2 separate regions of the Homo sapiens genome follow, and region 2 is linked to region 1. Evidence: read pairs that join two places in POLR2A ChIA-PET (ENCODE). Cell type or tissue: Panc1. All regions are shown on one strand. Links, peaks and the distances in the headings refer to the core of each region. The heading gives the core; the rest is flanking DNA. Region 1 overlaps SRGAP1 (SLIT-ROBO Rho GTPase activating protein 1). Region 2 overlaps SRGAP1 (SLIT-ROBO Rho GTPase activating protein 1).

Region 1 (12,033 bases), core at 2,777-10,776:
TTAATTTGTCTGGCACATTATTTATTTTTGACACAACTAGTGAACAACTAGTGCAGGTTAATGGTAGAGCAATCTACATCTATAGCAACAATGCCACCACCAACAACAAAATCATAGCAATTCACTTTTCTGAAAATTAAACTAAAACTAGATCTTCTCAACAGAGAAGCCAATACCAGATATCAAGAGAATAAGGAAGTGGTCTGACCTTTTAGAACTATTGATAGCACTTAAAAGTTAAGGAGACACTTGCAGATCTTATGATGAGAGTGGTCTCCTTATAAAAATATTATCTCTCCCCCTATTAAAATAGGACTCCCCCATTGCACATAGAAAATAGAATTCAGGCCAGGCGCAGTGGCTCATGGCTGTACTCCTAGCACTTCTGGAGGCCAAGGCTGGCATATCGCTTGAGCCCAGGAGTTCAAGGCCAGCCTGGGCAACATAGCAAAACCCCGTCCATCTCTACAAAAAATTAGCCAGGTTTGCTGGTGCGCTCAGCTACTTCGGAGGCTGAGGTGGGAGGATCACCTGAGCCCAGAAAGTCAAGACTGCAGTGAGCTGAGATTATGCCACTGCACTCTAGCCTAGGCAACATAACAAAACCCTGTAAAAATATATAGACAGCCAGGCGCGGTGGCTCACGCCTGTAAGCCCAACACTTTGGGAGGCTGAGGCGGGCGGATCACCTGAAGTCAGGAGTTTGACACCAGGCTGGCCAACCTGGTGAGACCCCATCTCTACTAAAAATACAAAAAATTAGCTGGGTGTGGTGGTGCACACCTGTAATCCCAGCTGCTTGGGAGGCTGAGGCAGGAGAATGGCTTGAACCCAGGAGGCGGAGGTTGCAGTGAGCCGAGATCGTGCCAGTGCACTCCAGCCTGAGCAACAGAGTGAAACTCTATCTCAAAAAACAAAAAAAAAAAAACAAAAAAAAAAAAAAAAAAAAAATATATATATATATATATATATGGAAATAGAATTTATCAGCCCTTGAGATTCTCTTAATGATGATGTAAGAAATTGTAACAAAATGTCTCTTTGTAGCCAAATGTTATAGGAAGTCTAACAACACAATACTTTTTAACATTGGGCAAAGCATAGCTTCTGGTGATAAATATCTCCCTGCTTTTCTAAAGCACCATTAACATCCACATTTTTTTTAGTGTTTGCTTTGCAAGATTTTAATCTGTTAAGTAATTTCAACTTATTTGGAAATGAGTGAGTTTTAAATTATTTTTTTTTAAATGTCACTAATTAAGACCATAGCTTCTGGTAGTAGTAAATAATATTATGATAGCAACTCATTGTTATTGAGCCCTTACTACATGACAAAAAAACGTGTTAAGCTCTTTGAAGGTATGATCTCATTTAATCATTAATCCTCATAATAATCTTATAAGATAGATTCATCTTATAAGATTGATTCATCATATCAATTTTTCAGATTAAAAAATTGAGGTTCCAGAGTAGCCATAATTTGAATTGGCTTTATCCAAGGTCTCAACCTCTATACTGTGTTGACTCTTTAAATGAAGTTCAATCACTGAAACTGATGCAGATAAAAGTACAGAGGTGGCTATTGGTAAATGCCACCACTATTCCATTTGAAAGACAATCTTGTTTCTAAATCAAAAAGAAAAACAAGTAATATCAATAACTCCTAAAGAGATAACACAGCTCTTTATATGTTTATATGGCATGGTGCAGACCAGCACTACTCAGATGAAGGTCAGCAAACTGTTCATTTCAGATCCACAATGAGATAAGAGGCTTAGGCCAGAATCTAAAGCTTCACATCACTAACCACTGTTTAGTTTCGTAGCAAGATTTTCTGAATAAAGAAAGCAGTGCCAAGGCCAGGAGTGGTGGCTCACACTTGTAATCCCAGAACTTTGGAAGGCCAAGGTAAGAGGATCACTTAAGTCCAGGAGTTCGAGACCACCGTGGGCAACACGGCGAAATAAAAAAATTAGCTGGGAATAGTGATGAACGCCTGTAGTCCCAGCTACTCAGAAGGCTGAGGTGGGAGGATCAGTTGAGTCCAGGAGATTGAGGCTGCAGTGAGCCATGAGCGTGCCACTGCACTCTAGCCTGGGTGACAGAGTGAGAGCCTGTCTCAAAAAAAAAAAAAAGAAATGTTATGATTTACCTTATCTCCTCCCTTATCTCCCCAGAGACTGGTAACAAATGCATTGCTGACCAGCACTGGTCTATGAACTATGCTTGAGTAGCACTGGTATAGATGACACATTGTTGAGCAAAAAAAAAAAGAAAAAAAAAAGTCTATATTAACTATTCTACAAACGATCCCATTTGTTCAATAAGTAAATAAATAGATTAACTATTATAAATATAAATAAATACAAATTTTGCCATTGGAAGGATGTATTCAACTGGTACAAGTGTAATCATGGTTTTTGCATTGTTGAAATTTGCTGTCTGATATTGGAATACACATTCTTACATAAATGTGGTTATGTTATACATCATTTTAATGCATATTTCTCACTTTATGTTTTCTTGCTAATGACTTATTACTTGCTTTTTATTTTATATTTATTTTAGACAATGGAAATGATGTTAGACAAAAAGCAGATTCGAGTGATATTCAAGTTAAAAATGGGTCATAAAGCAGTGGAGACAACTCACAATATCAACAACACATTTGGCCCAGGGACTGCTTATGAACATACAGTGCAGTGGTGGTTTCAAGAAGTTTTGCAAAGGAGATGAGAGCCTTGAAGATAAGAAGCATAGTGGCTGGCCACTGGAAGTTGACAATGACCAGTTGAGAGCAATCATCGAAGCTGATCCTCTTACAACTACACAAAAAGTTGTCGAAGAACAACATCGACGATTCTATGGTCATTCAGCATTTGAAGCATATTGGAAAGCTAAAAAGCCTTGATAAGTGGGTGCCTCATGAGCTGAGCAAAAATAAAAAAAACGTCATTTTGAAGTGTTGTCTTCTCTTACTCTGCAAAATAACAACAAACTATTTCTCCATCGGATGTTGACATGCAACGAAAAGTGGATTTTATACCACAACCGACAACGATGAGCTGAGTGGTTGGACTGAGAGAAGCTCCAAAGCACTTCCCAAAACCAAACTTGCACCAAAAAAAGGTCATGGTCATTGTGTGGTGATCTGCTGCTTGTCTGATCCACTACAGCTTTCTGAATCCCAGCAAACCCATTACATCTGAGAAGTATGCTCAGCAAATGGATGAGATGCACCGAAAACTGCAACACCTGCAGCCGGCACTGGTCAATAGGAAAGGCCCAATTCTTCTCCATGACAATAGCCAAATGAACTTCACTCGACCAACGCTTCAAAAGTTGAAGGAATTGGGTTACAAAGTTTTGCTTCATCCACCATATTCACCTGACCTCTCGCCAACAGACTGCCACTTCTTCAAGTATCTCAATGACTTTTTGCAGGGAAAACACTTCCACAACCAGCAGGATGCAGAAAATGCTTTTCAAGAATTTGTTGAATCACAAAGCACAGATTTTTTTTTTGGCAGCGGCGGGTGGGGACTGAATCTCGCTCTATCGCCCAGGCTGGAGTACAGTGGCAGGATCTCGGCTCACCGCAACCTCCACCTCCTGGGTTCAAGCGATTCTCCTGCCTCAGTCTCCCAAGTAACTAAGATTATAGGCACCCACCACCATGCCCAGCTAATTTTTGTATTTTTAGTAGAGACGGGGTTTCGCCATGTTGGCTGGGCTGGTCTCGAACTCCTGACCTCACGTGATCTGCCCTGTGATCTGCCCGCCTCAGCCTCCCAAAGTGCTAGGATTACAGGAGTGAGCCACCGTGCCCTGCCTACGGATTTTTACTCAGAAAAACTTATTTTTCATTGGCAAAAATGTGTTGGTTATAATGCTTCCTATTTTGATTAATAAAAATGTGTTTCAGCCTAGTAATAATGATTTAAAATTCATGGTGCAAAAGTAATTGCACTTTTGCACCAATGTAATACTCTGAACCATTAAGAGTAGTTATCTTTGGAAAGGGGAGAACTTCCATTTTCTGCCTTATCAATCTCTATTTTAGCCAACAAGTTTATTTTTTTATATAACCATATAGTTATATGAGTGGAATTTTTTTTTCACAGATGTTTTATTTTCCCAGGCTAACAATTTTTCCTAATTCACTAAAGTTCATCCTTTATTTGGATTTCCTTTGTTTTTACCTAATGTTCTTTTCCTGTCGCAGGATCCTATCTATACAGCATATTATGTTTAGTCCCCATGTACTCCTTAGGCTCCTCTTGGCTACTAAGTCTTTTGCAACCTAACATTTATTATTATTGCTTTCAGGGCCAGAGTTCATAAAAGTGGTAATACTTTCACATATTTTGAGCATTCTATGTGACAGACAGTTCAACACTCTACTTGTCTCAGCAATGCTCTGAAATGGGTACTATCATTATCACTATTTTAATGGCAAGGAAAGTAAGGCAGAATGAGATTAAGTAATTTGCCCATAGTTAAACTGCCAGAAAGTAGCTGAGCTGGGAGATTTAGACCCTAGCAGTTTGACTCCTGAGGCCATGCTATAAACTACTAGGTTACATGAGATGTATACTAATCTACATGAGTGTGCTTATTTCAGAGTGTTATATGGTATCTGAAAATGGGACGTGGTATTATGAGACTGTGAAATACCCAAAAGATGAATAACCACAATGATAATAAAAGTAATTTTTATTCTGTTTCACAGTGCACAAGGCTTTCTGTACATTATTTCACAACGTAATTCCAAGATTGCTGGAGGAAATCTTGGAATTAAATGCTAAACAGAAAAGAACCTGAAGTACAGTTCCCGTCTTCAAAGAAGATGCTTATTCATAGATTAGGTATGTGGAGAATACTATTAAATTAAGTTTAACCTAAAGCTGCCTCCTCATATATTTTAAGTTTAGCCTAAAGGTTTCTCTGGACATAGTAAACTGAAACCTTAGTGGAAATATAAACAGACTAAAACCTCCTCTTGTGCCAGTGACCAAATTTTGGCCAATTAAAGGTGGCTGGGGGTTCAAACCGTATTCAAATAAGGCAAATGCTGAGCTGTAACCAATCCACCTGTTTCTGTACCTCGCTTCCATTTTCTATACATCACTTTCCCTTTTCTGTCCATAAATCTTCCACCATGTGGCTGCACTGGAGTCTCTCTGAGCTTATTACTCTGGCTTGGGAGGCAGCCCAATTCACAAATTGTTCTTTGCTCAATTAAACTCTGTTAAATTTAATTTGTTTAAAGTTTTTATTTTAACAATACAGATAGATGTGTATAATTAAAACTTAGCTCTAGAACAATAGTCTGGAAATCTTTCAAATATAGATTTTTGGTGACACATTTGAGAGTTCCCATAAACACTGTCAATACAAGTGCAACAGAAGTTCAATTAAAAATGGAGCAACTGTGGCTGGGCGCGGTGGCTCACGCCTATAATCCCAGCACTTTGAGAGGCCAAGGCAGGCAGATCACTTAAGGCCAGGAGTTCGAGACCAGCCTGGCCAACATGGTGAAACCCCATCTCTACTAAAGACACAAAATTAGGCAGGCATGGCAGCACATGCCTGTCATCCGAGCTACTTGGGAGGCTGAGGTATGAAAATTGCTTGAACCCAGGAGGCAGAGGTTGCAGTGAACCCAGATCATGCCACTGCACTCCAGCCTGGGCGATAAGGTAAGACACTGTCTCAAAAAAAAAAAAAAGAAAAAAAAAGAGCAACCTTTTGAAAAGAGCAACCATTTGAAAAGGCATTCATTCCTTTTTTGTAATACTGTACTCAGAAAACTCTTCTCTAAGAGACACAAAAACTAACAAATTTTCTTTTCTAAATCTCAAAACCTACCAGCTTTCTGTGCCGCATCATTATCAAGCAATGTCTCCACTGTCTGTCATGAAGTAAATAAAAGTGAAAACTTGTCACAGCCAAAGAAATGGTGAGCAAATTAATCAAGCCCTGGGGTCAGCCAAAGAAAACATTCCTCGCCTTTTCTAGTGCAAGTTTCTAAAAAGGTGCTCTTTTTCCCTACCTCTCCTCTAAGAACAGGGAATGGGCAGAACTCAGTCCTGCAGCAATGATCAAATCTCTCATTCACTGAGTTCTGGAATCTCCCCTGGTGCTTGAGGATTATAATTCAACTAAATGGTACTTGAACTGTGGTAATCAATATGAGCAGAAGGATAAAGCCATCACTTTCAAAGAAAACTTTGTGAACGGCATTGAGAAGACATCAAAAGAAATACACAGCGCCATTACATATGTAAAACAAGATGAGCAAACGGATGTCTTCCTGCTCCTTCTCCTTGGTAAATACTGTTCCAAAGCTGAATTCCACTGGTGAAAACATGCTAATTTCACAGCCAGACTAAAATCTGGATATCTTCAGAAGTGAAAAAGGTCTGACTTAAGATAAGCAGACACCTTTGTTCTATCTTAGTTGCTGGAGGTCTGTGAGAAGGAGCTGTTTGCATAAGCCGCACCTTCAGAATAATAAAAGTCAAGGGCAAAAGTCCATGTCTTCCACAGACCAACTGAGAAGGGAGTCAGAAATGACAGTCCAGTAACTGTGACATCTAATGCTTTAAGAACTGCTGGAATGTTTGTAAATGCTCGTCTTGTGCCAAGTTGGCTGTGACACCAAAAAGCCTGCAGGGTGGCACCTCCCCCGCAGGGCCTAGTGTCATAGGTCTCCACAGCCAGCCTTGGAGTAGGAAAGAATCACAAGGGATAATTTTCCTTAAACTACTACCTTTGCTGCATCTCACTAGTTTTGATATGTAAAGAATTAAGTTCTAAAAATGTTTTAATTTTCATAATAATTTCTTCTTTGACTCATGAGGTGTGTGTGTATAAATTTTTTTTGAGATGGAGTTTCACTCATCGCCCAGACTAGAATGCAGTGGCGTGATCTCGGCTCACTGCAACCTCCTCCTCCTGGGTTCAAGCAGTTCTCCTGCCTCAGCCTCCTGAGTAGCTGGGATTACAGGCATGCGCCACCACACCTGGCTAATTTTTGTGTTATTAGCAGAGACGGGGTTTACCATGTCGGCCAGGCTGGTCTCAAACTCCTGACCTCAGGTGATCCACCCACCTCATCCTCCCAAAGTGCTGGGATTACAGGCGTGAGCCACTGCGCCAGGCCAATTTTTAAATTTTTTATAGAGACAGTGCCTCACTATGTTGCCCAGGCTGGTTTCAAATTCCTGGACTCAAGCAATTGACCCATCTCAGCCTCCCAAAGTGTTGGGATTACGGAATAAGCCACCACTCCTGGCCTAAAACATATTTTTAAACAGGTCATGAGTCACAGAAATAATAATCATGGAAATTAGAAAATACACAGAGCTGAAAGATAAAAACACTACATATAAAAATTTATGCCTGGCTGGGTGCAGTGGTTCATGCCTGTATTCCTAGCACTTTGGGAGGCAGAGGCAGGCAGATCACTTGAGGTCAGGAGTTCAAGGCCAGCCTGGCTAACATGGTGAAACCCTGTCTCTACTGAAAATACTAAAATTGGTGGGTATGGTGGTGGGTGCCTATAATCCTAGCTACTCCAGAGGTTGAGGTATGAGAATCGCTTGATCCTGGGAGGCGGAGGTTGCAGTAAGCTGAGAATGTGCCACTGCACTCCAGCCTGGGCAACAGAGCAAGACTTTGCCTCAAAAAAAAAAAAAAATATATATATATATATGCCTACCATCCCTTTGTGAGGCTAAGCTGGGCAGATTGCTTGAGCTCAGGAGTTCAAGACCAGCCTTGGTAACATAGTGAATCCCTGTCTCTATTAAAAAAAAAAAAAAATTACAGAATGCAGGTAAAGCAGTACTTAGAGGAAATTTTACAACCTTTTATTTTTATATCAGAAAAGAAAAATAATAACTGAGAAATTAAATAAAAAACTTTAAAAATAATAACTGAGAAAATAAATACAAACCTTAAAAAGGTTCAGCAAATAAAGACCCATGAGAAAAGTAAAAGGGCCAGGCTTGGCGGTCTGCGCCTGCACTCCCAGTTACTCAAGAGGCTGAAGTGAGAGCATTACTTGAGCCCAGGAGTTCCAGGCTATAATGCACAATGATTACACCTGTGAAAAGCACTGCACTCCAGTCTGGGCAACAAAGCGAGACCCTTTCTCTTTAAAAAAAAAAAAGAGGGCAAGAAAGAGAGAAATGAAGAAAAAGGAAGAGTATAATAGGATAAACTAATGAAACAGAAAATACAATACAGTAAATCAATAAAGCAAAAACCTAGTTCTTTGAAAAGACTAATAAACATACTTCTGGCAAGTCAATCAATGAAAAAAGAGAGAATATATACACAGACATTTGTTATTAACAGAAAAGAGGCCTAATTGAAAATAATGCAGAGATTAAGACGATAAAAGGATGCTGTAAACAATTTTATGTCAGTTAATCAGAAAATTTGAACACAATGAGATTTTTTTCTCCTTGATGAAAATGTGAGACCCAGATGACTTTGCAGATGAGTTCTACTAAACATTTAAGAGTCAGATAATTCCAATCTAACATGAACTCCTGCAGAAAACAGAAAAAGGGGAAACAACCTCCAACTAATTTCAAACACTATTACTCTCAGTTCATAATGTAATTATATTAAAAGGAAAAAATAAAATAGTCTTATGTATCTGTTTAAAAAATGTAAATACCAGGCTGGGCATGGTGGCTCACACCTGTAATCCCAGCACTTTGGGAGTCCAAGGCAGGCAAATTGCTTGAGCTCAGGAGTTTGAGACAAGCCTGAGCAACATGGTGAAACCCTGTCTCTACCAAAAATACAAAAAATTAGCCAGGTGTGGTGGTGCATGCTTGTGGTCCCAGCGACCTACTCAGGAGGCTGAGGTGGGAGGACTGCTTGAGCCCAGGAGGCAGAGGTTGCAGTGAACCAAGATCACGCCACTGCACTTTAGCCTGGGCAGCACAGTTAGACCCCATCCCAGAAAAATAAAAGGAAATACCATATATTTACACACACACACCTCATGAGTCAAAGAAGAAATTATTATGAAAATTAAAACATTTTTAGAACTTAATTCTTTACATATCAAAACTAGTGAGATGCAGCAAAGGTAGTAGTTTAAGGAAAATTATCATGAATATTTATTAGGGAAGAAAAGATGCCTTTCTTAGGGTTAACGCTTACATTAGAAGAAACAGTCATATTAGAAAGAATGATTATATTAGAAAAGGAATTGTATTCCATTTCATGCTGATGTTAAAAAGAGGAAAAGGTGTTTATGTTAGAAGTGTTACATTTTAAAAGATGCTTACATTCTAAATACTTATATTAGTAATAGCGTTTATATTATAGAAAATAACTGTATTATCTTAAGTGCTTATATTAGAAAATAAGGATAAAAAAGAATGAGCTATGTGTTCAACTTAAGAAAATAGGTAAAGAACAATAAATTCAATGAAAATGAAAACGATGATAGTAAAGATAAGAGCAGAAATTCACAAAACAGAGAAGAAAAACCAACAGAAACAGATAAACTAGCCAGGTGCAGAGGTTCACACCTGTAATCCCAGCACTTTAGGAGGCTGAGGCGAGTGTATCATTTGAGGCCACGAGTTCAAGACCAGCCTGTTCAACATGGTGAAACCCCATCTCTACTAATTATACAAAAATTAGCCAGGAGCCAGGCATGGTGGTGCATACCTGTAATCCCAGCTACTTGGGAGGCTGAGGCACCAAAATCACTTGAACTGGGAGGTGGCGGTTGCAATGAGCCACTGAATGCCAGCCTGGATGACAGAGTAAGACCTCGTCTCAAAAAAGACAAACTACTTTAAGATTCAGCAAGAAAAGGCAAAAATAAATATTTTTAAATAATATATTTTTAATTCATTACAGATCAGCCTATGTTTTTAAAATAAGAGAATACTATCATCAGTATTATTTCAATACATTTTAAATCTTATACAGAATGAATACATTTCTAGAAAAATATAATTTATCGGCCAGGCACAGTGGCTCACGCCTGTAATCCCAGCACTTTGGGAGGCCGAGGCGGGTGGATCACCTGAGGTCAGGAGTTCCAGACCAGCCAGGCCAACATGGCAAAACCCTGTCTCTACTAAAAATACAAAAATTAGCTGGGCATGGTGGCACGCACCCGTAAACCCAGCTACTTGGGAGGTTGAGGCAGGAGAATCGCTTGAACCCAGGAGGCAGAGGTTGTAGTGAGCAGATTGCGCCATTGCACTCCAGCCTGGCAACAAGAGCGAAACTCCATCTCAAAAAAAGAAAAGTATAATTTATCAAAACTGACATGAGAAGAAATACACAGCACAAATAATCCTGTAACTAATAAAATGATTAACTACTGATTAGCAGTTTAAAAATTATTCATACAAGGAAACTAATTAGACTCAGATAAACAGTTCTACTGAACTCTCAATGAAAGAAATATTTCAAAGTTTCAAAATCTTCCACAAAATAGCCTCACTCACGCTGTGAGGCTAGTATAACAGATTCGTGGTCAGGCTTGATGGCTCTATGCCTGTAATCCCAGCACTTTGAAAGGCCGAGGCAGGAGGATTGTTTGAGCCCAGGAATTCTCTGAGTCCAGGAATTCAAGACCAGCCTGGGCAGCAAAGTGAAGCCCCATCTCCCCACCCTCCCCTCCAAAAAAAAAACATAGACAGCGACATTATTAAAAAGTAAAATCATAGGTCTGTTTTTTTCCCAAGAATTTAAAGACAAAAATACTAGATATTAGCAAACTGAATCCAACGGTGTATACAGACAGACAGACACACACACACACACACACACCACACACAAAATACAACGAAGATAGCCTTAATGCAAAGAAGGTTAAATATTAGGAAATCTATAAATATTACTCATCACATTAACAGAGTAAAGAAGAAAAAACATAATATCAACAGATTCAAAAAGAAAAAGAAGGTAACATTCAACCACCTATTAATGATTAAAACTTCAAGTAAGCAAAGAATACAAAAGATTTGCACTTTACCTATTAAAGAGTATCTATAATAAACTGAAAACAACCATCATTCTTCAAGGGAGGAGGGGCCTGAAAGCATTCCTTTCTCAATGGAAAACAAGAATGCCAAGGTTGGCACTTTCACTAATTTTGTACTGGAAATTCTGCCTAGGGCAAAAATATAAGAAAAATAAATCCATAGGGCTTATAAATGAGAAAATAAAATCATCTTTATTTATAAATAATGAGTGTTTTTTTTACCAAACAAGGGAAAAAATTCTTTGAAATAGCAGACTAGCAAAGTGGCTATGTAAAAGTAAACTGCAGCCAGGCACGGTGGCTCATGCCTGTAATCCCAGCACTTTGGGAGGCCAAGGCGGGTGGATCACTTGATGTCTGGAGTTTGAGATCAGCCTGGCCAACATGGTGAAACCCTGTCTTTACTAAAAATACAAAAAAAGTTGCCAGGTATGGTGGTGCACACCTGTAATACCAGCTACTTTGGAGGCTGAGGCAGGAGAATTGCTTAAACATGGGAGGCGGAGGTTGCAGTGAGCCGAGACCATGCCACTGCACTCCAGCCTGGGTGACAGAGCAAGACTTCGTCTCAAAAAAAAAAAGTAAATTGCAGACCAGGTGTGGTGGCTCACACCTGTAATCCCAGCACTTTGGGAGGCCAAGGTGGGTGAATCATCTGAGGTCGGGAGTTCGAGACCAGCCTGGCCAACATGGAGAAATCCCATCTCTACTAAAAATACAAAATTAGCTGGGCGTGGTGGAGCATGCCTGTAATCTTAGCTACTTGGGAGGCTGAGGCAAGAGAATCGCTTGAACCCAGGAGGCGGAGGTTGCAGTGGGCCGAGATCACGCCAGTGCACTCCAGCCTGGGTAAGCGAAACTCCATCTCAAAAAAAAAAAAAGCAGTAAATTGCATTTCTGCATAATAGAAAGTAGAAAACACTCTTGAAAGAGATCTCATGAACATTAGTCATAAAAATAGCATCCTGATATAAATCTAAACAAAAATATCAAAA
Region 2 (12,033 bases), core at 1,512-9,511, 79 kb before region 1:
TATTCTACTCCTAAGTACCTAAGAGAAATTAAAGAGGATATCCACATAATGACTTGTACACAAATGTGCATAGCACTTTTATTTGTAGTGGTTAAAAATGAAAACAATTGAAATGTCCATCAACTAAGTCAATGGAAAAGCAATCTGTGATTATCAATCACAATGGAATATGCGTTAACAATAAAAAGAAACTATATATACAGCAATATGAGTGAATTAAAAAAAAAATCTTTGCTAAGTAAAAGAAGCAAGACTGTCCCCCTGAAAAAATAGTACTTACTGTATGATTCCATTTATATAAAATTCTAGAAAATACAAACTAAGCCGGGCATAATGGCTCATGCCTGTAATCCCAGAACTTTGGGAGGCCAAGGCAGGTGGATCACGAGTTCAGGAGTTCGAGACTAGCCTAGCCAGCATGGAGAAACCCCGTCTCTACTAAAAATAGAAAAAATTAGCCGGGCATGGTGGTGCATGCCTGTGGTCCCAGCTACCTGGGAGGCTGAGGCAGAAGAATTGCTTGAACCCAGCAGGCAGAGGATTCAGTGAGCCAAGATCCCACCACTGCACTCCAGCGTGGGCGAGAGAGAGAGTGAGACTCTGTCTCAAAAAAAAAAAAAAAAGAATACAAAAGAAAATACAAACTAACCAGCAAGAGAAAGCAGGTCAGTGGTTGCCTGGGGACAATGGGGCTGGGAGGGACAGAAAGAAGGATTACAAAGGGGCATGATAAAATTTAGGAGTGGTGGTAATAGAAATGTTCACTATCTTAGTGGTTTCGTACATATGTCAAAACTCATCAAATTGTACACTTTAAATATATGAAGTTTATGGTCAATTATGCCTGCATAAAACTGTAAAAAAAAAAAAAGAAAAAAAAAGAAGCCATTCATAAATCCAAATAGATATAATTAAGGCCAAAATTAGGATGGTGACAATGGTAACATAAAGGAGAATACAAAAACCAGATCTTCCCCATTATTTTGTTGGCTTGTTTCTTGTTCATTACAAAGACCTCCATTTCATAATGCAGTGTAGAGAAAAAGAACACTGAGGAGATATTTTCAGTTGAATAAGCTGAATATTGTCAAGGTGATTTCTGCAAGAAACAGCTGAAGATCCTGAAAAGATAAAGGTATGTGTGGGTGAACCAGGTAGGAAGGTATGTGTGGGTGAACCAGGTAGGAAGGTATGTGTGGGTGAACCAGATAGGAAGGTATGTGTGGGTGAACTAGGTAGAAAGGTGTTGCAGAGGATGCTGCAGTCCTGCCCAGATCACTGCTCTGAGACTGAAGTGCTGGGACTGAAGTACTCAGTCTTCTAGCTGCCAAGAGTTTGGCTGTGAATGGCTCATACCTGAGTCCCTCCCCAGTAATGGACCTTGGCTAAAGAGAGCCACTTCACCCAAGATTCTGCTCCCTTGCTGGGGCCATCTCAGTTCCAGAGCTCCCCTGTGGGATTAATTCAAGCCTTGGATAGTAACAACCAAACCCATCAAAATAAGTGTGTATGTACAACAGTGACAGTATCCTACAACATTTAGACATCCCTAAACTAACAATGGGGTTAAGAACACCTTGAAGTTGTGGAATCCACAAGATAAGTTCTCCAAGATGTGGAGCAGTAAGAGTACTGGGGAAAAGATGGCTGTTAGGAATGTACCTAAATAAAGTGGGAGTTGAACAAAGAGAACACATGGACACAGGGAGGGGAACATCACACACCAGGGCCTGTTGAGGGGTAGGGGGCTGGGGGAGGGATAGCGTTAGGAGAAATACCTAACATAGATGACGGGTTGATGGGTGCAGCAAACCATTATGGCATGTGTATACCTATGTAACAAACCTGCGCGTTCTGCACATGTATCCCAAAACTTAAAGTATTTAAAAAAAAAAAACAAACAGAAAGACAAAAGAGGAAGGGAGAAAGACAGAAGCCTTTGGCCCTGAGAAGAACCATTCATTAACATTAATGGCAAGAAAGAGTTAAAAGTAAAAGTGCTGAGTCCAGATTTCTGCTGTCTGTCTTGTTGGGGAGGGGTGGGCAGAAAGAGGATGTCAAAATGATAGGAAGAGCTGTATTTGTTTTGTTTCCTGGGGCTTGGGGGACGCTTCCTGTGGGCTCTGCCAGGAAGTCATCTTTTCTGCCTGAATAATTGGATTTCATGAGAAGTGGATCAGTGGCTCCCATCCATGTCACTGCACAGTCAGAGAGGGTGGGAGGCAGAGCAGCCTACCTAGGAAGCGGTGCTTGCTGCCCGGGTGGGGTGACAGCAGTCCAAGGGTGAAGGAGCTAGCAGGGCACTTTGTGCCTCACTGTGCAGCATGCACCTGGGTTCCTGTCTGGCTACAAAGTGAACCTTCCCTTACCAAAGCTGTTCTAGGGAGCTTTTATGGGAGTGATGGAATACTTTTCCGACTGGGTTATTTCTTCTCTGCACTATCAAAGGCAACCTTGGGCCTCAGCTGTATGTCCAGTGGCATGTTTGTGAGTGGAGCAAACCTGTTTACATAGCAGAAGCTTTCACATCTACTACTGTTCCGGTGGCCCAACTGTGCAGGAGGGGTAGAAACAAAGGGCAGTCAAAAGCCCTGGCTCTAAAGCTGATAGAGACTGAATGAATGTGTGTCCCCCTCCAAATCTACAGGTTAAATCTTAATGCCCAATGTGATAATATTTGGAGGTTGGGCCTTTGGTAGGTGATTGGGTCATGAGGGCATTAGTGCCCCAGGGAGCTCCCTCACCCCTTCTGCCATGCAAGGTTGAGAAGATGACCAGAAAGTGGGCCCTTAGTAGACATTGAATCTGCCTTGATCTTGGACTTCCCAGCCTCCAGAACGGTGAGATATAAATTTCTGTTGTTTACAAGCCCTTCAATCTATGGTAGTTTGTCATAGCAGCCCAAACTGACTAAGACAAAACCCAAGCTTTGCCACTTACTATTGTGCAACCTTGACACATGACAAATTACTTAATCTTCTGGGCCTCAGTTTCCTCAATTATAAAATGAGGATGACAGCACCTTCCCGAAAAGAGTTATGAGAATCTGAGGCAATGTGCCCCCAATACATGGCTGGCCATTACCAAATGAGACAAATGCTTGCTACCCATTCCTCCTTACCAGCTGAGCTCAACCGCAGGACCTAACATGTACATATACATCCAACTGCCAAAGGGCTACATATCTTTATCTACATTATGTGAACTCTCTGTAGTGGTATTTTTCCTGAATTATAATTTAATATACATTCTTGGATTTTCTGAAGGTAGATTTTAAAAATATATTCATCTCATACCTTTCATAGGCTTTCTCCCTATGGTTTCATATTCCAGCCATGTACTGCTGATGCCTAAAAAAATCACCTAAATGTTGGTTGGCCCAGATCTCTCTGCCCAACTGCAGATCTGTATACCCCATGGCCCACTGCATATCTCCATTCTTGATGCCTTCAGGCAACTCAAATTTAACATATTGCAAACCAATCACCTTTGCCCACCTCCAACCCTCAAAAACTTACTCCTCTTCATTTTCTTATACCCCTAGAAAAAAAACATAGAATAGTTGTTAAAAGCCTGTACCCAAGAGCCAGTCAGCCTTACTTGGGTTCAAATTTCTTACCACTTACAAGCTATGTAACCTTGGAAAAATTATTTAACTTCCCTTTGCCTCAATTTCTTTAAGTGTAAAAAGTAGAATAATTAACAGTACCAGTAAGGTTTATAGGAATTAACATGCTAATGCCTATATACACTTGGATGGGGGCCTGGCATAGCTAAGAGCTCAATGAATGTTATTGTTACTATTAACTAACTCTGTGGGATATAAAAAGATTTCTCTTTGATGGTAGAAACCATAAATTTCCTATTCTCCATTGTATGATCAGCTCCTGGCACAGGGCCTTGCACATATTAGATGCTCATTATATTTTTTAACTGAGAAAAAATGTCTGCAGCTTATTATAAAATTACTATGAAGAGACTGTCAATATTTTGTTCCTTGAATGACCATTAATACAGAAATATGTACTAAGAAAAAAAAATACTGTTTCTCCTGGTACAGTGGCATACTTCCCTCCACCAGATAATAAGTGACGTACAACTCACTGAGCTTCCCTTTCTGAAACTTTCGAGAAACATACGAACTTGGGATTAATTTGTAGTAACCAGACTTAGCTTAGATTTCCTGGTACCTATTACTCTGAAGAGCCCCTTTTCTCATTTTAATGCTTCTATTGAAAATTGGCTAAAGTAATTTTTAGATGTATTCATTTATTTTTAAAAAACCTATCTATATATTTAGTGAGCACTTTTAATGTTAAGCATTGTGCTAAGAACGATAACAAATTGTTATTGTTATTGCTAAACAAAAGAAAGCGTCTGCGCTGGGAGACGGCACTGGGAGAAGAAACGGATGGAAGGCAGGAGTAGGATAGAGGACAGGAAAGAGGCCAGGCTCAGAGAAGAAAGAAAAAAGCAGCAGAAGCAAAGTGGACTCACTAAGTGGCAAGTGTCTGTGATGGTAATAATGGTTCATTATGTTTGCTGAACAACTACAACACTGATCATAAAGTGGAAAAAACTCTTCTGAAGATCTAGACCGGTGGAGGCACCCCACAGAATCCCTGGGCCCAGCTGGGACTGAAAGAGAACAACAGCATATCAGCAGAAATCTGAAGCAATGAACAAGAAAAAAGAATGTCATCCTACCTAACAAAGTGTACCAAATCTTCCAAATAATTTAAGATGGGTTGCAATAAAGGGTAATAAACATATTTTAATTCACAATTATATCATTCACTTAGACATATTGTATATGTCATTAAATGTATATGGCTAATTTAATTACATAGAAAATCTAGCTATAAGTATTACTGTGTATAGTTATTCTCAAGTAGGTACTTTCTGTTTAATTAAAGAACTACAATAAAGTATTTTTCTTAGAGTATAAATGACCATGTTGAGGACTGCTAGAATTACAATGATGCCCATAGAGAAATTTTTCAACAAGACTACCTTTATATCCTCATTCTTTAGTACAAATAGAGGGTGTTGAGAGGGGGAGAGTTTTACAGAATTGATAGAGGGATCATAAAAGCACAGAATGTTAGGTTCTTCCTTCAAAGGAGTTCCCCTCAGATCATTACTAGCACACACTTCCTCTTGTTTTAAACAGAATTCTAATACACTCAGGATCTGATTTCCAAACCTGTGATTTCCAGGTTTGGAACTTCTGATTTCCAAACCACATGATCCCAAGGAGGGATAATGTGATAATACATATCCTAAGAAAAGCAGACAGAAAAACTAAAAATATCACAGCCAGGTGGGGTCATTCTATTCAACAGAATCCAGGCTCGTTGGCATCATTGTACCAGAGAACAAGGTTAAATTATTTCCCACAAAATGTAATATATCAGTCAAGGAAATGCTAGAAATATGTTAGAAAAGGCTTTCCACTCAAAGGATCAAGTCCTTTTTTTTTTTTTTTCTAACTGGCATGTTAGGAGGAGGAGCTGTAAGTCCTTTTTCAAAACACTTGGCTACATTGAGGATTTTTCAAAAAATGTTCACACATTTTACTGTTAAGAGACAGCTTTGGTGAAACCCAAGTGAACTTCTAAAATAAAATCCCAGTTACAATTTTAGAGAAAACCATGAGCTTCACCTCTTATGTATGCAGCATATTGTATTAACTGCAGATCAAACGGATCACAGACATTCTCGAGATACATTACTAGTTGAGCTGATGTCAAATTCAATGGACCTGATTGGTATTTTTTAACCATAAAAAAACCCATCCTATCATCCAGGTCTCCAGTTAGAAGAAGATAATTAGTTCATTTTTTGGCATGATGACAAGACCTAACAGCCATTCCTTTTTTTATTCAAACAGAAGGACAAGGGATTACAGTTAATCTTGGCAGTTGTACCAAACTGCAAAAGCGCAAACAGTAGGAGAGAAAGGTTTTTGGGGTAAAGAAAGCTAATTAATATATATTAAATATATATTAAAGACTAATTTAATATATATTTATCAGGGATTAATGTTACCTTAAATATCTTATTTACCACAATGAATGTATTTTTCATAGACCAGCAACACTAAACGATGCCAAACATCACTTCCATTCAGAAGCCATTAAGTTTCTGACACTCGGTCTCTAGAGAACACCCAGAAGAAACAATCCCAGCTCTCATCTAGAGTAAAACTGCCTTTATCAGGCCGCGGGAAGGTAATGTACAACTGTGGCAATGATAAGCGGCTAGTTGTTTTTAGGCGGCCTCCACTGTCCATATGCCGATGATGCATAATTCATAGGAGATGCCACATGCTGCCTGAGGCAGGTGCCCTTGTGAGCCTTTCTGGTCACACTCTGAGGCATGTTGCCTCCAACGATGATAACCCTGGAATGTAAGAAACAAACGGAGGCACAAACAATTTCCCTAAATACTGTTTTTAAGCTGATAGTTAGAGGTCTGCTGAACACAGAATACAATTAAGAACAATTAGCCATTCAGTGGCACAACCACAGACAGTTCTCCTTGTGGCCTATATTTTAAACAAAGAGCCCAGCTTTCAGGCAGAATCCTCAACTATCCTGCAAATGAAGGAAGTATAAAAACTGCTTCCTATTTCCTGGCTGACCTCAATTCCAGACAGCAAACCCCCACCCCCTTAACACATGGCCCATCCCCTTCCTCCCCTGACACAAACACTCCTTGATCATAGCTATTCTGCTCAGCCTTTTTTTTTTTTTTTTTAAGTAGGGGAAAAGATAAGCAGTTGTATGAGAAAGAGGCATTTGACATAATATCAGGCTGGGCCACAGAAAAAGAAAAAGGCAGGATGGAGTGGGGGATGGAAGGAGAGAAGAAATTCAGTAGTAAGAAATGGGAGACAGAGGCCAGGTGCCATGGGTCACGCCTGTAATACCAGCACTTTGGGAGGGCGAGGCGTGTGGATCACTTGAGCTCAGGAGTTCGAGACCAGCCTGGCCAACATGGTGAAACCCCATCTCTACTAAAAATACAAAAATTAGCCAGGCATGGTGGGAGGTGCCTGTAATCTCAGCTACTTGGGAGGCTGAGGCAGGAGAATCGCTTGAACCCGGGAGGTAGAGGTTGTAGTGAGCCGAGATTGCGCCACTGCATTCCAGCCTGGGCGACAGAGAGAGAGACTCTGTCTCAAAAAAAAAAGAAAAGAAAAGAGAGATAGAAAGATTGTTTCATTTCTACAAGAGAAAATGGTTAGGAGTGAAGACAACACACTCACTGGACTTGAGAGTTGCAGAGACTTTACAGATCTTTAGGTTCAATCTCTCCATTTCACAGAAGGGAATAAAGGTTTGGAGCCATGGAGCCACCTTCCAGGGTCATGTCAGGTGTTTATCCTAATTAGAGATTTTCTAAGTATGAGCACCCTTGGGAGAAGATGCTAGCTTAACACTAGGAATAATTCTTCTTCTCCTGAGAAACAACTTGTTTTTTACTTCTTGGTTGCTGTTCACAACCTGGTGTTTAACAGACCAGGTTTCCCTTTTCACTGGAAGAAAAAACTTCACAGGAAGCCAGGGGCCCACTCATTAACCTGCACTTCAAACACTATGGGGTGCATTTATCTTGGTCTCTTTTCTAGCTTCCCTGGATGCCTTTTTTTCTCCTCCTTTCTTTCGGGTCTTCCATTTAATATTTTTGTTCTTTTGTATTTTATGAATCCTTGCAAGTTCCCTTACGCCTTTCTGAAGCAAAAACAGTATATTGCAAATATCTTATAGGACACTTGCCATTCCAAGGAACTTGAAATATTTTCTTTGTTCATATAGTCTCACTGGAACTTGCTGAGGAGGGAGGTTGAGTATTACTCCTCTACTTTACATCCTCCCGTTAAGAGTCTGAGATCTGTCTTGGGATTGGTGCTCTTATACTTATCTTCTCAGAATATACTTCCTCCTAAGTAAGAATTGGTATACTAATTGACCACTCAGTGCAGAATTTTTTGTTTTCTAGACAAGGTCTTGCTCTGTGGCCCATGGTGGATCTAGTGTGCAGTGGTGTGATCACAGCTCACTGCAGCCTTGATCTCCTGGACTCAAGTGGTCCTCTTGCCTCAGCCTGCTGAGTAGCTGGGACTACAGGCAAAGCCATCACACCTGGCTAATTTTTGTATTTTTTTGTAGAGATGGGATCTCACCATGTTGTCCAGGCTGGTCTTGAACTCCTGGGCTCAAGCCATTTTCCCACCTCAGCCTCTTGAAATGCTGTGATTACAGGTATGAGTCACTACACCCAGCCCAGATTTTCATATCAAAAAAGTATATCACAATTTGCTCAGATTAAATTGAAAAGTATATTAGCAAACCATATGCCTTTAAGGTCAATTTTCATTCAACTTAAAGGAATTTCAGGCTGGAAAAAAAAAAAAACCTAAAAACATTTCTGAAGAGATTTCACAAACAGTAGTAGAAGGTGCTAACATGGTAAAAGTTATTGCTTCACTCTATTTCCATATGTGTGCAAATAGCATGATAATCTATACCACCTTCCAGCTGTTTAACCACACAAGGCATCATTGTTATTTGGACAATATTGCCTAGAAAGGAAGAAAAGAGAGGAACAGGGAAGGCAATCAACTATTCTTTTCTGTTCACTTTCCGTAAGGATGGGATTGGCTTGGGCTAAGGTAAGGGGTCTTTCTCAAACTTCAGGACACAAGCAACCAGCCAGTAAAAACCCACCATGGCTCCGCAGTAACAGGTGACAGGCGAGCACAACCGGACACCCTGGCAAGCCTGGAAGACTCCACCCCGAACCAGGGCGGCATCTGCTCTTCCACCTCTACAAGGGCTCCTAAAGATCCCTGCATAATTCATGGGACTCAAGGAGAGGTGAAATGTGAACTGGCTAAAATGTAAGCATTTACATTTAGAAGCAGAGGAGGCACCAAACCAGGCTCAGAAATATAAAAACAGGCCTTTGGTGTGGCTCTGCAGCTTCCATCTCTACTCTCCTGTGCATCTCCCTTGCCCTGGGCCCTTTCTTCTCTGGCCACATGACCAGCTTTGGATGCTCATCTCAGTAGAAACCGCTGAGGGTTCCTCTCCGGAGACTGTTACACATGGCTTAGTCCACACAGACAGTGTGCCAATGTGTAAAACACTCAACTTACTTTTTGGCTGACCTGGTCATCCAGGGCTGCCTGCTGCTGTGTGGGGAGATGTTGGAGATTCCAGGCCAACCGTGCCACGGGGCGCTTCTGGACACAGTGTGCTGTTTCCACATGCTGTGAAGGGGCACGCAATACCAGGAAAAAACAAAGACTCCTGATGTGGGTAAAAAGAATAAAGAATAAGAAAGCGCTGTGGCTTTGCATTTAGAGTGCACCCGTTTTATTAGTTATTAGTGAGGGACAGCAGTTTAAGGCGAGCTCCTAGGTGTTAATATAACATGCTACATGTCTCATTAAGAAGCTACAAAAGGCCGTTTATTGTTCTCACGCTAAAGGTCCCTGTACACAGAGAAATCAAAACGTCAGGATTTTCCTGTCTTAGTCCTAAGGGAGATCAGTCTTTGAAGAGGATATCAAGCTATCCAAATTCAGCATCCCTGCTTTAATTAATCTACCATATGGGGCCCAGATGTCATAGACAAGTCACATTTGAACTAAGTAATTCATAGAATACTACTACATTTCATTTGCAGTATGGATAATGCTAAATTATCCACATCTAAAGAGAAATGTTCTTGGGGTTTCTGGTTTTCCCTTATTTCAAGTTCTATAGTAGATTATATATAAAATGGTACACATATAGATATACAACTTGTCACCAAGATGAAAGGACTTTTAAAGACCTGCCTCTCTTTTTGTGCTGTATGATTATGGGCCATTGTCAGCAACATCCCAGTTTTTCCTACTAAATGAGAAATTAACTCTAGCCTGGAATTCTTAGGTTTCTACAATCTAATCCCAACTTAATTTTTTGATGCAGTTATCATGACCAACCAATGTGCAACATCCACTGATCCCAACATGAGATTCATGTGCCAAATGCTGAGCACACTTTCACTCTCTGCTGCTTTTCTTTTCTTCCCTCTCCTCTGCTTTGGATCCCTAGCTCCTAGAATGTTACCTGGGCATAGAACAGGCATTCACTCCAGAACTGATGAATTAAGTACCACATCTCTCCACTGATATGGCGCTCTCTCATTTGAAAAAGCAGAGGGAAAACAGAAAGATTTGGAATTGGTAAATTTGGATTTGGGTCCTTAGGCAAGTGGTATCCTTTTAACTTCAGTTTCATCATCAGTATAGGGAATAATTATTTATATATTACCAACTTTGCAGAATTGTTGTTCAGATCAAAGTCAATCTTGGATATGAACAAGTTAGCAAATTGTAGAATTGATATATCAGTGAGAGAACTTTGGGCCCAATTCAAACTGGCTTTACACAATAAGGAAATTAGTTATCTTACAAACCTATAAGTAAAACGGAAGAAACTAGTTCACCTACACACGCTGGCTGAACAATGGTATTGATGACTCTGGTGCCCTCTATGTCTTCACTGTACTGTCTACACTTGTCTACTGGTTCCTCTTGTGCAGCAGCTCCGGGTGTCATATGAGACCAGAAAAAGTCCACAGACAATGAAGGGTCATCTCTCTTAGTGTCTACAAAAATTCTCAGAAGCACCTGAGCACATGTCCCCTTGCCGTCCCATAGGCCAAAACTGGGCTACATATCCAACTGTAAGCCAATTTCTGATAACTGGAAAGGAACTATCCTAACTGAAGAAAATTGGGGCTCTTCCAATATAGAAAGGGAATATGCTTACTGGGGAGGCAACTTGTCTCTGATGCAGTAATAACCTATAAATTTGAAATCTCATCATTATTATGGTATTATCTACTCTTCAAGCTCCAGCTTGAGCCCCAGTTCCTCTACATATACTCACTACCCAAGCCCAATCCTCTGGATTCGTGTATCTCTTATTGTACTTACTTCTCATTTGGTACGTCCTGCACACTGTTGGGCAGTCTCTTTTTAAAAAAATAACTGTTATTATAACACTAGTAATAAATATTCATTTAAGAAAATTCAGAAATATATTAAGAAAATAAAAGTTACTCCTACTCTCATCAGAGGAGATAACCACTATTAAACTTTTGGAATATTATCTTCCACCTTTTTCCCTTTTTTCTGTTTGTGACTGTTGATGTATGAAAGAAGAGTCTCTTTTTTGGGTATAAATGTTCCTGGATTTCCCAGCTAAAATTTAAACTCACTAAGAGCTGGAATTCTCCATGTTTCTTTCCAATTTTTCATAACAGTTACAGGATCTCAAGACACTTGCTGCTTCATATTTCTGTAGATCACACAAAGAAACTTTAATCTGCTCTATTTCTTTGGAGGATTAGGAAGAGGTTAATATAACAACATCATAAAACACAGCCAATAATTTTTCAGATATTCCTTTTTACCAATACTTATAAGAAAGCTTATTAAACTTTCTGGCAATAAAATACCTAGTGATATACTGTTTTCTGTAAGTGTTATTTTTGGACCAGAAAGTATTGTGTCATTTCCTTGATATTTAGCAATTTCATTTATACTTATAATTGAAGCCATTCTACTGCTTAAAGACATGATACCAAACTATGTAGATTAAATATAATTTTAGAACATATGATTCTCAGAAAATTCACTTCATAAAAGATAAATTCACCAAAACTTTTGTGTAAATCAGTGTTTCTATACAACCAAGTCACATTTTCAAAGTGTTGGAGTAAGTGGTTATTTGAAAAAAATAGAGCATAAATATTATAATAAAATAAATGGTCTTCGACTAATTTATCTGCTTTTCGGTCTCAGGTTTTGCCAACAGAGTTTTCTTAAATTAAGGCACAATTCCACGAGGCATAAAGCCCATGATAAATATTCCATTGCTCAGACTCTCCATATGACTTCATGGGCTCATTTTTATTTAAAAAAACATTTACTTTTTGAACATCTACTGTGTGCCAGGCTCTGCGCCA

What was found. ChIA-PET counts read pairs that join two places held together with the same protein. Peaks named below come from ENCODE experiments on the same cell type or tissue, not always from the same donor. Only the 100,000 strongest peaks of a DNase experiment are listed, where the experiment ranks them.
Region 2: POLR2A ChIA-PET joins it to region 1 with 12 read pairs; 3 of 35 experiments call an interaction of 5 or more read pairs at or near these places.

What each region holds. Positions count from the first base shown.
Region 1 is chr12:63,856,975-63,869,007 of GRCh38, reverse strand. All of the region lies in intron 1 of SRGAP1 (SLIT-ROBO Rho GTPase activating protein 1), which reads right to left. Among named protein-coding and RNA genes, the nearest start is that of SRGAP1, 18 kb to the right of the region's middle. In Panc1, for the core only: no CTCF peak of the experiment used is centred there; a DNase peak (open chromatin) is centred at 6,647; H3K4me3 peaks cover 1,164 bases; H3K27ac peaks cover 7,246 bases.
Region 2 is chr12:63,935,132-63,947,164 of GRCh38, reverse strand. All of the region lies in intron 1 of SRGAP1 (SLIT-ROBO Rho GTPase activating protein 1), which reads right to left. Among named protein-coding and RNA genes, the nearest start is that of SRGAP1, 96 kb to the right of the region's middle. In Panc1, for the core only: no CTCF peak of the experiment used is centred there; no DNase peak of the experiment used is centred there; H3K27ac peaks cover 1,984 bases.